Regions from separate parts of the Homo sapiens genome. Here region 2 is linked to region 1. The links are chromatin contacts, found by Hi-C or POLR2A ChIA-PET in ENCODE. All regions are on one chromosome and are shown on one strand. Each heading gives the region's core, a stretch centred on a gene start or an enhancer-like site at or near the end of the contact. The rest is flanking DNA. Distances are from core to core; before and after follow the strand shown. Region 1 overlaps SH3RF1 (SH3 domain containing ring finger 1). Region 2 overlaps SH3RF1 (SH3 domain containing ring finger 1).

Evidence for each region. Hi-C counts contacts between places; a loop is a spot of excess contacts on that map. ChIA-PET counts read pairs that join two places held with the same protein, here RNA polymerase II (POLR2A). Pooled maps may share reads with other maps.
Region 2: a map of chondrocyte shows a loop between it and region 1 (2.6-fold over the local background). The contact joins two enhancer-like sites. A Hi-C loop is called at or near these places in 2 of 168 maps with a recorded cell type or tissue (Caco-2 and chondrocyte), 4 of 37 single-sample maps with no recorded cell type and 3 of 50 pooled maps. POLR2A ChIA-PET finds 5 or more read pairs at or near these places in 4 of 52 experiments (GM12878, HCT116, PC-9 and 1 more).

What each region holds. Positions count from the first base shown.
Region 1 is chr4:169,198,746-169,204,312 of GRCh38, forward strand. The region is part of intron 2 of SH3RF1 (SH3 domain containing ring finger 1); the gene reads right to left. Among named protein-coding and RNA genes, the nearest start is that of SH3RF1, 69 kb to the right of the region's middle. Within about 2 kb of position 2,571, at least 3 of the 41 ENCODE cell types and tissues checked have a DNase peak (open chromatin) inside an H3K27ac peak, as active enhancers do.
Region 2 is chr4:169,246,658-169,252,224 of GRCh38, forward strand. The region is part of intron 2 of SH3RF1 (SH3 domain containing ring finger 1); the gene reads right to left. Among named protein-coding and RNA genes, the nearest start is that of SH3RF1, 22 kb to the right of the region's middle. RefSeq lists a silencer at 2,861-3,155 and an enhancer at 4,513-5,567. Within about 2 kb of position 3,059, at least 5 of the 41 ENCODE cell types and tissues checked have a DNase peak (open chromatin) inside an H3K27ac peak, as active enhancers do.

The sequences.
Region 1 (5,567 bases), core at 1,321-3,820:
AGAAGACTTTACAAGAGAAAAAAGAGAATCTAACAAAGAAATAACAATTAGGCTGAAAACAGACTTCAACGGAAACAATAGAGGCCAATGGTTTGTGGAAATATCTTTAAAGTGCTGAGAGAAAATACATCAGTCTAGACTTAAAACAAGAACAAGAGAAAAATAATGACCTGTGTAGAAAGATAAAAACTGAGAGGATTTATTACCAGCAGGATTTTGCCCACTGGAGCTTCTAAAGGAATACTTTAAGGACAATACTTCTAGAAAGCAGGTCTGAGTTGTAAGAAGGAAAAGGAAGCAAATAAATTGGTAAAATAGTGGCAAACCTAAACAATCAATAATACAATAATAAAGTCTAGGGTTTTAAAAGGGCAGCATGTAAAGTAGGAGAGAAGCAACTGGAGTTGTATTTGAAGATCCTCATGGTATTTGGGAGGCATTTAATATCAGGTTTAGACTGCTGGGTATGCATGGACAATTTCAAAGGTACCCATAAACTAATAAAAACAGTGTACAATTTCTACGTTTAGAAAAACATTAGCTGCTGTTACAAACCCCCAGATTTCAGTGGCTTAACACATCATTCTCATAACAGTCTAATGTTTGGTTGGCAGGTGGTTTTCCTCTACACAGACGTTCAAAGACTCGGGTTCTTACCATCTTGTGGCTTCACCAACCATTAGGGTCTTATAATCTTGTGCATCCAGAGAGCAGAAGTGAAAAGGGGCATGGATGAGGTCCAAGCACTCCCTAAAAGCCTTGGCCCCAACATGGTAAAAGTCACTTCTGTTCACATCCCACTGGTTAGATCTCAGTCACACAGTATGTATAACAGCAAATGGTCCTGGAAAATGTGGCTTAGTGAATGCGCAAAAAAAAAAAAATAAATAAATAACAGAGGAGACTAATACATTTTTGAGAGCAGCTAGGAGGTTCTGTCACAGCTTCCAATCCACTGGGAATAAGAAAACAAACAAAATTCAAACAATTTAAAAAGAAAGACAATAAAAGAGAAAGCGAAATGGATAAAAAGGTGTGACAAATATAAATAAAATATTAAGGTAAGGTGACAGTAACAACATCAAACATTCAGCAAGCACGACACATGTAAATTAATCTACCAGTTAAAAATTAGATATTATAATGTATTTTAAAACAATAACAAAATGAAGCAGTATGCTCTTTATAAGAGGCACACCTAAAACATAAAGACATAAAAGATCGACATCATGAGAAAATATTCCAGGCAAATATGAACCTAAATAAAGTTATGTACTACATCAGTATCATTTTAAAATGGACTCCATCCAAAAAAAAGGAATAAAGAGAGTACCTACACAACGGTAAATTTAACAGGAAAGTATACTAATTCCATATATTTAAATATCTATTAAAATAGCCTCAAATATGTATAGAGCAATATTTAATAAAAACACAGAAGAAATTAATGAACCCATCATATAGTCAGAGATTCTAAAATATGTTTGATGCAGAGGACATGTGTAGTAATGCCAAATAAAAGTACACACTGTTTTCACATACATATTTCCAAAACCTGTTTATATGTTAAGCCACAAAACCAGTCTCAATGGAGTTCCAACAATAGGTATTATATAGACCATGCCCGTTAATCACAATGCAATTAAGTTAAAAATCAATTATATAAAAATAAAATCTCCACAGTTAGAAAATTTTAAAGCATTTCTAAATAACCCATGAGTCAAAGTAAACACTAGAAAATAAATATTTACTTCAGAAAAAAGAAGTATTTACTTCAGTAAGAATGAACCACAGCTCACAACAGGGATGAATCAGAAACATAATGTGAGGAAAAAAACAAGTTTCATAACTTACATATACCTTACATAATCTTTCATATGTATCATATGTATTACTATGTGATACACTGGCACATATATTTGTGAACAGTTCAACTACGTGCTCCCTTTACCATTTAAAAATCTTTCTACTTAACAGAAAGTTCCACGGCTATTCACTCTTCTCTTCCCAATCACAGATTAGGAAGATACTTTAGATACCAGAGTAGTCTGGTGAGACAGGTATATCAGATTCCAGAATAATTAGTCCATCCCAACTGAGATGAGTAAACTGGTAAGTTTCTAGAGCTTAATGGGTCAGAACAGCTATGAGGTCCCTGTCTAGAATACTTGGCCCTTTCAAAGTAAAATGACAGCAGTAAGAGAACAGAAGTCTTCAGTGTGCTCTCGAGCCAGTCAGACACAATGTCAGTTAAATAAATTTTAAAAACACAACAGGATTCCAAATATAAAGAAATTAAGATGGCAAACAATAATACAGTATTGTCACCATTTCTGATTACTGGCAATTTGAAAAAAACCTTTTCTATGATAAAATTTAAAATATACGATCAATATTTTTAAAATTAACATCTTTAAAAGGATTAAATTTAGTGAAAAGTAGCAGGAACAATGAAATTTGGAATTAAAGTTTCTATCAGAAAAACACCACGGCCTCTCCATCTACTGCCAGAGCTGGCTTTAACAATTGACGAATACTTATTCTGCAGGGAATTTGTTGATGCAAAACCAGGAAACAATTTATCTCCACTGGGAATACTTTGAAGAAGGGATTAGAGCGGGGCTAGGGCAGGGAGGATCTGTAAAAAACAATATTTGCCAAACTAAAAACACATAGGCACACATGGGAATTATTTTACTTTCAACAAGTTCTGAAAGTAGTAACAAAACCAGGGAGAGTTAAAAGAATAATTTAACACTGATGTTTCAGGAATGCTAAAGGAGACCAGGCATTTAGACTTCATGTTGCTAAGTGTGTTCATCTCAAATCTAAAAGCCACTTTCATAACAACAACTTTGCTATTCCTTAGCATTTTGTCTCTTTAGGCAGCTTATTTCCCAGTCAAAGTTATAATTTTGTATTCATAATACCATAATCATTTCCATGGTAACTTCCTGTGAAGTCACAGAGAAAACACTATTGACTTCTCCTGAGGCTCTGATTTCCCAGTTGAAATCATATGTTGATTTTATTTTTTCCAATGTAAGTCAAAGATTTACTATTAAAAATCCTGGGGATGAGGTCTTAACACAGAAAACCCATCTGTCGTCGCTACAGAGGCAAGTAGAGAAACCTAGTAGCACAGGATACTTGGTCCAAACTGCAAGGACCTGTACCAGGAGTCAGTGAACTTGGGTTCACACCCCAGCTCTGACAGCTATGAGAGAGGAGTCTTTGGACACAGTATCTAATGTTCTCAAGTTTCCCTTTACCCATCTGCAAAATGAAAAAGTATCTCATAATGTTGTGAGAATTAAATGAGAGACAATGCTGTCAGCTTAAAAAAAAAAAATCTCACTCCCCCAAATTTACAGTTATCTCTGACCTCAGGATATAGATACTGAGTTGCAATGGAAGTACTTATTCAGCAAATATTTATTAAGGGCCTACTTCGTGTTCTTGGTGCCGGGAAGACAAGGAATAGTGTTAGTGCTTTGGCCCTAACATAAACTGTTTCTTTATCCTGATGCTTCAGTTTAATGTTTACCTCCCTCCGTAGGAGGCTAGTTCTTGGTATGAGGTCAACCTTGACTCTCAGCCCTCTCTATTTTTCTCTTGTGCCCACATATCAAGGCAAATAGAGTACAAATTTTAAAGCCTCAAACAGTGAGCCTCTGTGGATGAGAAATGAAGTCCAGGCTGGGCAGCACTGTTTCAATTTACCATCTCATCTGAAGGAGGGGATGTGGTTCCTTTTAAAGGACAATGTATAATGAATAAAAACCTTCAGCTTACAGCTAGCTTATAATTAGTATTTGGGTTAATAACACAGTGACAATTGTCTGAACCTCTGAAAACACAAGGGTAGTAAATACCTACCTTCAGAAACCAAAGCATCAGTTAATTCCAAGCCTGCCTCCCTATTTCTACAGAAATAACACAATAATTTTACCTAGCAACTTCAAGAAAAGTGGAGAAATAGCTTATGACAAAAAGAAAACCTAACCCCTTTGAATCCCTTAGATATGTTGTTGTCATCAGATACTTAAACTTTGTACCTAAAGTAAAGCTTAATAAATTTACCATTATAAATGTTGAGGTGGTCTTCAATAAAAGAAACTTTAAAAAACTGGCAATTGTGTGCTTTCTGAGCAGGAAAACAATTTAAAATGTATATATCTAAAGGAAGAAGACATAGCATTCTGTATCTAGATAGCAATGTATATCCTCCTGAACACTATTTGGGATAGACAGCTCTTGGAGAAAAAAAGGTCTATGGTAAGCATGGAAGGGCTCTGAGAAGTTCTGCAGCAAAGAAACCTGTTTATTGTTAAGAAAATGCTAAACAAGCATTTTCCAAAATTATTTGACCAAACGTCTCACAGAAAACACTTAAGAACATGCTGTTATTTAGTAAGCCACACATTCACATAGCTGCTAAAGTGTATCACAGAGTATCAACTCATAACTCAAAGCATCTTGCTCTTTGTAGTTGAAAGAGCAAATAAAAATATCCCAGAACTGGCCAAGCACGGTGGCTTATGCCTGTAATCCCAGCACTTTGGGAGGCTGAGATTGGTGGATCGCTTGAATCCAGGAGTTCCAGACCAGCCTGGGCAACATGGTGAAACCCCACCTCTACCAAAAATACAAAAATTAGCCAGGCACGGTGGTGTGCGCCTGTAATCCCAGCTACTTGGAAGGCTGAAGTGGGAGGATGGTTTGAGCCTGGGAGGCAGAGGTTGCAGTGAGCTGAGATGGCACCATTGCACTCCAGCCTGGGCAACAGAGCCAGACCCTGTCTCAAGAAAAAAAAAAAAAAATCCTGGAATTCTGTTCTAATTGCTCTGCAATCCCTACCAGAAACAAGAATTTCCTTCTGTAAGTGTATGGAATATTTAAATGATAGAAAAGAATGTAAGCTGTTTTGCTTGTTTGGTTGAAGATACACTTATACCTAGAACAGTATCTGGTACACAAAAATAACTGTGAAACGAATGACTGAATAATCTCCGTAGTTTTCTTATCTTCTCTTCCATACTCCCTACAAGATACTAGAGATCTGTGATTCTACAAAATTATGTATTTAGAAGCACATTACAGAAAATAACGCAGACACTGGTACTAAACAGATAGGGTTTTAAAGTCTGGTTGCACTACTAATTAGCTATGTGACCTTCAGCAATTACTTTTTACAAAACGGGAATAAACTTTTTATCCCACAGGACTACTATGAAGAAAGCGCCTGGCATAATCTTGGCACATCGAAGGCATTCAAAAAATACCAGTCGTCTCTCTTCACTCCCTCTAACTCTAACTCATTTTAACCTCATTTAAACTTTGAGGAAAAAGAACTCAAGGGTAAGTAAAACTTCCTGGTGGATTATCAAATGAGATGAGGTAAACCAAAACAAACAAATCCCACAGAGAATATGATGAAAACAGAGTTACTTTCTAAAGACTGCAGCACTGTTCCTCAGGTGCTTCCCAAAGGTTCCGAGTACTGTAGTTTACGTTTCAGGTGTGCATCTTCTTTTAATCAAACTAATTCAATGAATTTCCAGCAC
Region 2 (5,567 bases), core at 1,809-4,308, 48 kb after region 1:
GACCTGTTTGGAATCCTTTGTTCCCCACTTCCTACAAATCAAATTACCAAGGAGCAAATTTAATTTTTCAACTTTTATTTTAAGAAAGACACAAACTTACATTAACTGGGTCTGATCCACTAATGTAAGTCATTTAACTAGCAATTATTTCATTCTGAAACTAAAATCCCATTCAAATTTTTTCATCTATAAAATAATTCCCTGGTAAATATGACAATCTTGCAAGACTGCTGTAGAAAGAAAAACTTGAATAATCTCATAGCTCTTCATCTAAAAGAGGAAGGGGGAAGCAATAAAGTTCCATTCTGCAGGAAAATTAGAAATGTACACTATTAAAGCTACCTTTTACCATGTGCTTTACTCTCCACTGATTGTTCTACCATAAATCAAAAGCAGTTAAGGCATTAAAAGAGGACTTCAAGGGGCTATTTAGCAGAGTAAGACATGATGTGCTCACTGGGAAAAGCATAATGACTGAGGACAAAGGTTCAGACACTGAAACTGGAGATGGGGCCAGAAGAGGACAGTGGAGAGGGTCAAGAAGAGGCAAACCAAAAGGGAAGAGGTGGGGAAAAGAGCAAAAGTGAGCTTGATAGGTTTAGACAGAGATTGCAGTGGTAAACAGGAGAGGCAGACACACTCGCTGAGGGATCTTCCCCCAAATAAATATTTACTGAGAGAGTGAATGGTGGACGGCATCCACAGCAACATTAGAGCTATGAACCTGGTCCAGGGGAGAGTGATGAACATGTGATAAGTGAAGGAAGCCACAGAGCTGCAGGCAGGCCTGGTAACACGAGGCACGTATGAAGGTGTGAGCTAGAGCCTGGAGAAGATGCAGACTCCAGACTACCATGATCTGTGTCTGAGAGTCTGGAATCTAGATAGGTGAACAAAGTAGCATCGCTTGATAAATGGTAATAACACATATAGGGTGGGGGATAGGAGTACAACTATATGGGCCAGAGAGAATAGGATTACTGTTCTGAAGACAATAAAGGGGTTGTGGATCTTGCGATCTGAGTCTGAGGAGGCATCATGACATTCCTGCACACGACAGAAACTGTGGAGCTAACAATGGGAATAGAAATAGGAAAAGGGCTAATATCCAGAATCTACAAGGAACTTAAACAAATTTACAAGAAAAAAACGACCCCATCAAAAAGTGGATGAAGGACATGAACAGACACTGCTCAAAAGAAGACATTTATGCAGCCAACAAACATGAAAAAAAGCACATCATCACTGATCATTAGAGAAATGCAAATCAAAGCCACAATGAGATACGCCACTCCAGTTAGAATGGCGATCATTAAAAAGTCTGGAAACCACAGATGCTGGCGAGGATGTGGAGAAACAGAAATGCTTTTACACTGTTGGTGGGACTGTAAATTAGTTCCACCATTGTGGAAAACAGTGTGGCACTTCCTCAAGGATCTAGAGCCAGAAATACTATTTGATCCAGCAATCCCATTGGTGGATATATACCCAAAGGATTATAAATCATTCTACTATAAAGACACATGCACACGTATGTTTACTGCAGCACTATCTACAATAGCAAAGACTTGGAACCAACCCAAATGCCCATTAATGATAGACCGCATAAAGAAAATGTGGCACATATGCATCATGGAATACCATGCAGCCATAAAAAAGAATGAGTTCATGTCCTTTGCAGGGACATGGATGAAGCTGAAACCATCATTCTCAGCAAACTAACACAGGAACAGAAAACCAAACACTGCATGTTCTCACTCATAAGTGGGAGTCGAATAATGAAAACACATGGATACAGGGAGGGGAACATCACACACCAGGGCCTGTTGTGGGGTGGGAGGCAAGGAAAGGGAGAACATTAGGACAAATACCTAATGCACGCCAGGCTTAAAATCTAGATGATGGGTTGATGGGTGTAGCAAACCACCATGGCACATGTATATCTATGTAACAAACCTGCACATTCTGTACATGTATCCCAGAACTTCAAGTAAAATTTTAAAAAATTCAAAAAAAGTAATAGGAAAAGGGGAAACATCCACGTGAGCAGTCCAGTTTCCCAATCTGGAACTTGGAGCTGTTCACCTGGTGGGTGTTTGTGACTATTCAGACACAGACAACAAAGGCTACTCCAGATTGAAGTGCACTGCTTACTTTCAGTGACCTCATAGAACTACTCAACATTGTTTTTGGTGATTCCTGTGCTATGGTTTGAATGGCTCCGCTCCAAAACTCAGGTGTTGCCAATGTGATGGTATTAAGAAGTAGGGCCTTTAAGAGGCAATTAGGGACGGGCCCAGTGGCTCACGCCTATAATCCCAGCACTTTGGGAGGCCGAGGTGGGCAGATCACGAGGTCAGGAGATCGAGACCATTCTGGCTAACTCGGTGAAACCCCATCTCTACTAAAAATACAAAAAAATTAGCCAGGCATGGTGGTGGGCGCCTGTAGTCCCAGCTACTCAGGAGGCTCAGGCAGGAGAATGGCGTGAACCCGGGAGGCGGAGCTTGCAGTGAGCCGAGATCGTCCCACTGCACTCCAGCCTGGGCAACAGAGCGAGACTCCGTCTCAAAAAAAGAAAAAAGAAAAAAAAAGAGGCAATTAGGCCATGAGGGCTCCTCCCATGTGAATGTGATAAAGCCCCTTATAAAAGAGGCTTCACCCACCATTAGGCTAGCTTGCCCATAGAGGGCCATGTGAGGACACAGTGTTCCTCCCCTCCAGAGGAACCATCTTGGAGGCAGAGAGTTGCCCTCACCAGATAACTGAACCTACCAGCACCTTGATCTTGGACTTCCCAGTCTCTAGAACTGTGAGAAATAAATTTGGGGTATATTTGTTTTTACAAATTTCCCAGTCTCTAGTTACAGCAGCAGAAATGGACTAAGACACTCCACTGGAGATATAAGGGTATTCTCTAATTCTATGTGGAAAGCAGATTATGTACCAATGCATGTTAAAGCACACAATTATCTGCTGGTTAAAAAAACATACAAGGATCCAATCCCCCCGTTGGAGACACACAGAGCAACAGTAGGAAGGATACATTTCCAGCAAGCTGTGACTCTTTAAGTAAATACGTAGGAGGAAGCAAGTGCAGATTAAAGTACAGTAACTGTGAGGCATATGACTGCAGTCATGTTTATGAGTGACTTATAAAGAGAGATTTCAATGAGTTGTACATATAACCCATACAGCAATGATTATATTAGAAAAAGGAAATTCATCTCTGACATTAATCATCAGGCTCCAGACACTCAACAGAATCGGCCCACAATATGGTTGTATTATTTTGCAAAGGAAAAAAAAACGATTATCTGAAGTCTGATTTGAATCCACACTATATCAAATGAGGAAATATGCTCAAGTCACGACACAGCCAAGATTAATAGGTGTTTCCACCCACTCCTTAAACAGTTTTAGGTACAAAAAACAATGTCACTTCTCTTCCTAAGAATATGTTAAGCATAGAAATTTGCAGAAATGCATAAAAAAGCATTCCTTTCCATGCTCTCATTTTCTGGTGTTCTGGGTAGCTTTAAAAGTATGAACACTGAAGTACACCAATGCTGTCAGTTATAAAGGATTTGTATTCATTTCTGGGAGCTAAAAACAGAGATGCTGCTATGGTTTGGAATCATACTGCTCATCTCTTGGGTTTAAAAAAAAAAAAGCTTGCGGCAAGATTATTTTTTAAATCATTCCACATTTATCTTCATAAAACAATACAAAGTGAATTGCCAAATAAGCATATATGACACTTTAATTTACTCATCTATTAAAACTGTTTCAATTTAAACATCTGAATGAATAACAGTCATTCTCCTATTTGCAATATTTTTCAACATGAGGTGTGCTCAGTAACATCAACATACATCAAGTATAACCATTCACTGATTTATTTGTTAACAAATTCTTATTGAGAACCTACTATGTACTAGGCAGTGTTCTACCTGCTGGGGATACAGACAGGAATAAATTTAATCAAAGTCCTGGTTCTCATGGAGCCTACTGCCTATTGTGGGGTAGTGGGGATGGGGGTAGGAGGGATTAAACAAATAAATGTATAATGTGATTTTAGACAGACATAAGTGCCATGAAGAAAAACAAAGCAGTGCAAGGCTAGAAGATTGGCAGTAGAGTGAGGGGTGGGGCTTTTTTGGATATGGTGGTCACAGAAGACCCTTATAAGGAAGAGACATTTGAAAAGAGACCAAACTGAAGGAAAGGAGCAAGCCATGTTGAGACCTGGGTAAAAGCTGACCTTCCTTCCAGGCAGGGCAAAGACTAAGTGCAAAGGCCCTAGGCTTTGGTGGTTTGATAAACAGCAAGAAAGTCTGTATGGCTGGAGCAGAATACTTAAGCTGAGGAGATAAGGTGGAGGAAAAGGGCAGGACTCAGTTATGCGACTGAAGTCTAATGGACCATTATATAACATAGTTTTGAGCAAGAGTGACATGTCACACTAACTGAGGTTCAAGGGAGCTACTCTGGGAGACACAAGTGGACAGAAGGTTAGTTAGGAGACTATGTCAATACATAGAGCTTAACCTGATATCCTCAAAATGCTTTCACCCTTTAGGTTTTACAGGGAGGGTGGAAGGTAGGAAACTACTTTTTAAATTTCATTATATCTAAACAAATACACGTAAAGTCATGTATACACGCTGTAACACACATTCCTCTCAGTGACTTTGTTAGTCAGAATAACTGAAGAGTATTGTTTCAGATAATCTCAGTCAAGCAGCCTTAAAATCGTGCACAAAACAAGATGACCATCCTCATCCCTTTTATTATAACTAAATGAAAGTCATGTAAGACTGAATAGTTCTTTTGTCCTTAAACAGGCTATCCGAAAAACAGAAGCATACTGTCTTTCATTGTCAATTCATGGTTCACAAAGCCTCTGAGGTTGGCTTTCGTCCTTCAAAAGCTTTTAATGGACAGGTACATTTAAGCCTTATTTTAAGGATTGTGAGAAATGGAATGCACTGGGAGCGGTCCCCATCTCCCTTTTATGAAAGGAGGAAGATATCAGCAATGCAGAGTGACCTCACCTATAAGGAATGCATCAGTGACATGGAACAAAGGTGGCTTCCTTCGTAAGGAAACCCAATCTGTTTCAGAAAACTGCTTCATTACTTTTGACTGATTTAGGGCTGCGCAGCCTACTAGAAACAATTCCATTCTTTAACCTCTATTTTATTAACAAAACTGTGATATCATTCTTCCTTCAAACATTAAAGAAAAGCCTTGCATATTCATCAATCAAAACTATATTTTATTCAGATCACCTTTGATCATACATGTGTTTGTGCCAACTAAGTGTATTTTTCAGTTGAAGCCTATAAAAGATAGGTGGTGTGCCTACAAGAGCGAGGACTCTGGTATGTTCCGCAGCGACTCAAGAACCACGTGAGATGTGCTAGGTAAAGGCAATTCACTCTTGTTTCAGGTTGCACTTAAGAGGGCCTGCGTTTTCACATTTTATAGCATGTTGAGTTTTCCAGCTTATGAATTCTATCACAGCTTACTTTTTCAAACAGTGATATCAATGCAAAACAAGT